Regions from separate parts of the Homo sapiens genome. Here region 2 is linked to region 1. The links are chromatin loops, found by intact Hi-C in ENCODE. Cell type or tissue: IMR-90. All regions are shown on one strand. Links, peaks and the distances in the headings refer to the core of each region. The heading gives the core; the rest is flanking DNA.

Evidence for each region. Peaks named below come from ENCODE experiments on the same cell type or tissue, not always from the same donor. Only the 100,000 strongest peaks of a DNase experiment are listed, where the experiment ranks them.
Region 2: it touches region 1 in a loop (3-fold over the local background); 5 of 110 quality-filtered maps call a loop at or near these places.

Annotation. Positions count from the first base shown.
Region 1 is chr7:129,828,650-129,831,566 of GRCh38, forward strand. UBE2H (ubiquitin conjugating enzyme E2 H) reads right to left here. Exons shown (of 7, transcript NM_003344.4): 7 at 2,083-2,917. Among named protein-coding and RNA genes, the nearest start is that of MIR183, 55 kb to the left of the region's middle. In IMR-90, for the core only: a CTCF peak has its summit at 1,534 (motif pointing left); a DNase peak (open chromatin) is centred at 1,532; H3K27ac peaks cover 1,257 bases.
Region 2 is chr7:129,488,153-129,491,069 of GRCh38, forward strand. STRIP2 (striatin interacting protein 2) reads left to right here. Exons shown (of 21, transcript NM_020704.3): 21 at 1-247. Among named protein-coding and RNA genes, the nearest start is that of SMKR1, 13 kb to the right of the region's middle. In IMR-90, for the core only: no CTCF peak of the experiment used is centred there; a DNase peak (open chromatin) is centred at 1,489.

The DNA of each region.
Region 1 (2,917 bases), core at 252-2,751:
TGTAGTTTTCTCTTAGGGAGTCCAAGTCCGTTGTTGCCACCTCTGACCCCTCGACACCAGGTCCTGGGAGCCAAGTCTTGAGCCCCAAAGAGCTCTGAGGAGCCCAGGTCCACAGAAGTGCCCTTTTTTTGAAAATAAACACCCTTCACTACATAGGTACACACACGCGCGCGTGCAGACACACATGCACACACACACATACACACAGCCAGAGGGAAATGCTCCTATCTTTTATCTTCTAACATTAAATCCCTGGTCAGGATAACTATTCAGTCCCAAGACGTTGGGGGGTGCACACACAGTACACCCTGAGGCCCGAGAGAGCAGGCTTGGGCCCAAGTTGCACTGTCCGGGACTCAGGGGGGATGAGCCCCTGAGATGCTACTTACAAATAGGGCTGCTCAGCCTGCCAGGGGGCTGCAAGGCCTCTGCAGCTCCAGGGATTGTGGGAGTCAGAAAAATCCTTTGTCTTGGTTCTGGGTGGGAAGCGGGACACCCCCAGATCCAGTGTCACAGCCACTCATTCCCAGGAGGACAGAGCAGTCTTCAGAGCCAGCAAGAAAGCTGTGGGGCTCAGAGCCCACTAGCTTTCTTTTCCAGGACAACGTGCCTCAGAAACCCCGGTCCCCTTCCCAGGAAAGGAACAATGACTCAGGCAGGTAGTGACAAGCCACCTGCCACTTGGGAAACAGCTAGACTGAGGCTGAGAGGTTGAGTGGTGCTGGGTGAGATTACTGGGGTTGGTGGAGGGGGGAGGTCGGGGGACCCAAGTGCCGGCGACTGCACTGAGACTTCTCCTGGGAGGGGTTTAAAAGCAGCTGCCTTATTGAGATCAATGGAATGACTGCTCACGTGACCCATGTACCTCTTAAGTCCCCTTCAGGCTGGAAAGTGCTCTACACCCCCAATGCTCTGAGTCTAAAAACTCTAAACCTGTGTTGAAACGCTGGTGTTTCGTGGTTAATATACAGCATCCTCTCTCAGTTACTCTATCCTATGACGGGGCACTGTTTCGCAGCCTGGGTGGAGTTGAGTCACAAGGTGGCAGAGTCAGAACCTACTAGTCTAGGGATGTCAGTTTACAGCTCAGTACCCAAGGTCCATGAAAGCCCAGTGAGGAGCCTGAAGTTGCACAGCTAAAGGAAGGGCTGGGACTCGAACTCATGGCTCTGTGGTTCAGTCCTTTGGCTAAAGGGTCCATGAACGCCACCCACAAAGAATGTATTGAATGTTTTGCTTCTGGGCTCTGGAGGCATCCAGGGTAGCTGGGGGGTTCCCTGCCAGTGAGGAGGGAGCAGGCACTGGCACACCATTCCTCAGTAGCCCGACCTCATTCAATCTGGCAGGTAGGTATGAAGCCGGGTCAACCGGCGCGAATGCATCAGCATGTAGGGAAGGAGAAAAAGGAGTTTAGGGGAATAAGGAGAAAACAGTGGAAAAGAGCTGGAATGAGAACACGCGAACAAAGCAACACTATTTCCTTTGTCTTAAGGTCCTGCTAACAAAACCGTCTCCATTAGACTGAGCGGCATCGCCATCTGGTGGTAACTAAAGGCAAACGCTTTAGAAAGGAATCGAAACGGTCTAATCCAGCGATTAGCATTTTACCATGCAAAACCCACCGTTCCTCATCTCCCAGGAGGCTTAGCACTTGGCAGAGGACCACCTGTTTAGGCAGATCAGTCCCAGCAGGAAGCTGCACTGTCCTTGAACTCCAGGCCACGGAGTATCCTCACTCAGCGTGAGTTGACAGGGCTTAGAAGGTTTAGGCATGGGGGTAGATAGGGACCTTCGGGCTTTCCACGGCTCTAGTGGAGGAGCCTCACAGCCCCGTTCATAGCCAGCAGTTGTGCATCTGAGTTCCAGGTTCAAGGACAGGCCTCTGGGCAGAGCCTCTTGGTTATTACTGCCTAAGGGTGCCACTCCCTTCCCAAACTAATTTAGTCATCTGCATTCTAAGAGCTGCTCAGCCAAAAGAAGCCAGCGTCTGCTGCTCAAAGGAGCCAGAACAGAGAGGGTATTTTAGAAAACCAGCTGAGAGTAATCATGAGGGCTATTATCTTATTGATCAAGGTCCAGCCATTTGCCAAGGTATATACACGTTTATTTAAAAAAGTTTACAGTTTTCATTATACACAACTATTAAGAGGTTATAGTCAGAGGAGGCATGTGTCCTGTTGACAGACGTGCCTACTAGATCATCACAATGCAAGGAGAAAGGTGGAAGGGAGGAGACAGGGCGAGGAAAAATAAGCGATAAAAAGCTTCAGATTTCAGTTAGGGGCTGGCAGTCCCTTTTATCTTTTCAAGTATCACACAATATGTACCAAATACAATCTGTAAATAATGGCCATTTCTTCCCAAGCCCACAGCCAAGATGAGTGTTAGGCTAAATTCAGAGCCCTGGCTCTTCCTCAGATGAGTGGAAAACCTGCGCATGACAGGGCCGGCTCCCCCTTCTCAAAGGGCTTCCTCCCACTCATCCCATCCCTAACAGAATCGCCGAGGTGTTCACGGGCCAGAGAAAGCACAAACATGGATTCAGAAGTCCAAAGAAATGCAGTTCGTTGCGCCCAATCAGAGATAGATGATTTCATTCAACAAGGCTGGAAGCCCAGTTGGGAAGTCGATAAAAAATCTTGCTAACTTTTTTAAATGGCTTTTACTTTTCTAAGTCACTGAAACAAGGAAGGGCCACATGCCATTTAAAATCAAACACTAGTTCCCAGAGACTTGGTGTCCAGAAACTTGACCCACAGAGGCTAGCGGAGGATCTGTCTTTCATGATTCTCAGCCATCCCAACGGGAGGCCTAACATAAAGCATGTGCCAGGCCAATGCCAACTAGGACTTCAGGGGGCCTTTGGAGGGAAAAATTCCTTTGAGAGGAGACATTCCTCAGGAGCTTAGATCAGCCA
Region 2 (2,917 bases), core at 175-2,674, 340 kb before region 1:
CGAAACTCCGTCTCAAAAACAAAGAAGGATATAATAAAGTTAATATATAAACCATGTATGTGGTTAGGAATAAATTCAAATTCACCAGTCTCCAATGGTGATTACTTTTACTACATAGAAAAACATTTTAGTGACTTACAGAGGATTTTTATTTGTGAATATTTCAGTAAAGTTTGTGTTGATTGTTGATAACACTGTTCATCTACTGAAGCACTTTAATAAAAATAAAATGAGCTGGAATTAGAAATTTGGTGTTTAAATTCTTCAACACAAGAGAAACTCAAAGTCATATAGAAAGGAAGGATATAGGCCGGGCGCAGTGGCTCACACCTGTAATCCCAGCACTCTGGGAGGCCGAGGCAGGCAGATCACCTGATGTCAGGAGTTCGAGACCAGCCTGACCAACATGGTGAAAACCCCGTCTCTACTAAAAATACAAAATTAGCCGGGTGTGATGGTGCATGCCTGTTATCCCAGCTACTGGGAGGCTGAGGCAGGAGAATCGCTTCAACCCAGGAGGTGGTGGTTGCAGTGAGCCAAGATCGCGCCACTGCACTCCAGCCTGGGCAACAAGAACGAAACTCCGTCTCAAAAACAAAGAAGGATATAATAAAGTTAATATATAAAATATTATTTTACCCCCAGAGTGTTCCCTGAGAATAGACTAATACAAGCAATAAACTCCAGATCTTAGTGACTTTTGACAAACGTTTCTTGTTCATGGGTCTAGGAGTTAGCCGCAGCTCTGCTCGACTCACCTTGGCTTGCTTGGCTTGGCTCTGTTCCACAGTCTTCTTTCTCTGGCACTAGACTGATGGAATAGTTCCTACTTGGGACATACACTTTTTATAGTGAAGAGCAGGAGCAAGAGACAAACCATACCATGCAAGCACATTCAGACTCCTGCTTGAATATGGTGTAAATCAAATTGTTCATATACCATTGACCAAAGCAAATCACATGGACAAGCCTAACATGAGACTGGAGAAGCATACTCTACCTACAGAGTGGCAAACATGGATGGTATAATACTCTCATAAGTAGGGAAAGTGAATTGGTCATGAATATCTGCTCCTATATTACACACAACACACAGCCCCTCCTCAAGGAAGACCAAAAATCTTATCCAGTCATGTGAGACCTAAATTCTAGGATCTCATCTAGATGAAGGTGTAGATGAAGTGTTTCTTGATCCTGTGACTTGTTAACTTAAACAACAAGATATATCTACCTAAAATGAACAACAGAGACCAACTCTCCAAAGCAGAGTTTATTTGGGAATAGCAGGGGATTGCAATCTGGGATATGCATGCTATGGCAGACCACAGGCTCATCCAAAGGAGTTGTGGCAAAGGGGAAGCTTTTAAAAACAAAAAGAAGTCCACGTAAACTGTTTTGGAACAAAGACCATTGGTTACAGGGGCTTGTTGCAGAGTTGGCAATAGCTCATGGGTGGAGACATTCATTGTTAGTTGAGTATCCTTGTGTAAGTGACTTATCTGGAATACTGTGGTTTTGAGGAATTTTTTGCATAGTTCCCATCATAGGCATACTCGAATGAGGGCCCCTCCTCCATGGCCTCAGCTCCGTTTTGTTTGTTAGATTTGACATTAGTGACTCCATTTTGATAATTTTACAGTTAATGCATTGTGGTGGTCATTTCACAATGTATACATATATCAAAACAAGTTGTATTCCTTAATTATATAAAATTTGTGTCACTTTGATACCCAGGCTACATGAAGTATAAACCTATGTGAAGTATAAAACTTGCCACACTGGGACTCTGGGAACATAGGTGATAAGTATGTGTTTAGGGTGGTTTGCAGGGGCAAAGAAAGTCTTGACATGATTTCAGAAATCCTAGGCACACCAATTAACATCTGCTTTACCTACAATAATAGGTCCAGGTCAGACTTTTTGATAATAGTGTAAGTGTGATAGAATGTTTTCTGTAGTAAAAGAATGTTTTACAAAATACAGAATTTGCTAAAAACATTTGTGAAACACCCAGTAGATTCTTTAGCAGCTGGTACTATTCTGACTTGTGGTTAATGCTAACACACAGTTGGCCTTCCACGTCCGTGGGTTCCACAACCATGGATTCAACCATGGTGGATCAAAAATATTTTTAAAAATTGCTTGTGAGGCCAGGCGTGGTGGCTCATGCCTGTAATCCCAACACTTTGGGAGGCCAAGATGGGCAGATCAACTGAGGTCAGGAGTTCAAGACCAGCCTGGCCAATATGGTGAAACTCTGTCTCTACTAAAAATACAAAAATTAGCCAGGCCTGGTGGCTCATGCCTGTAATCCCAGCTACTGTAGAGTCTGAGGCATGAGAATCGCCTGGAGACGGAGGTTGCAGTGAGCCAAGATCATACCACTGCACTCCAGCCTGGGCGACAGAGTGAGACTCCGTCTCAAAAAAAAAAAAAAAGAAAAGTTGCTTGTGTACTGAACATGTAGTCTTTTTTTTCTTGTCATTATTCCCTAAACAATACAGTAAAACAACTATTTACATAGCATTTACCTAATATTAGGTATTATAAGTAATCTAGAGATTATTTAAAATATACAGGAAGATGCACATAGTTATATGCAAATACTACCCCATTTTATATCAAGGACTTGAGCATCCAAGGATTTTGGTATCCTTAGGAGGTCCTGGAACCAATCCCTCCAGATACTGAGGGACAACTATATTGTCTTAGTCTGTTTTCTGTTATAAGACTACCAGAAATTGGATAATTTTATATAAACAATATAAATGTATATGGTTTACAGTTCTGGAGGTTGAGAAGTCCAAGAGCATGGCGCTGGTATCTGGCGAAGGCCTTTATGCTGCATCATCCCATGGCAGAAGGCAGAAAGGCAAGATAGCACACTAGAGAGAACTAGGAAAAGAGGGCTAAACTC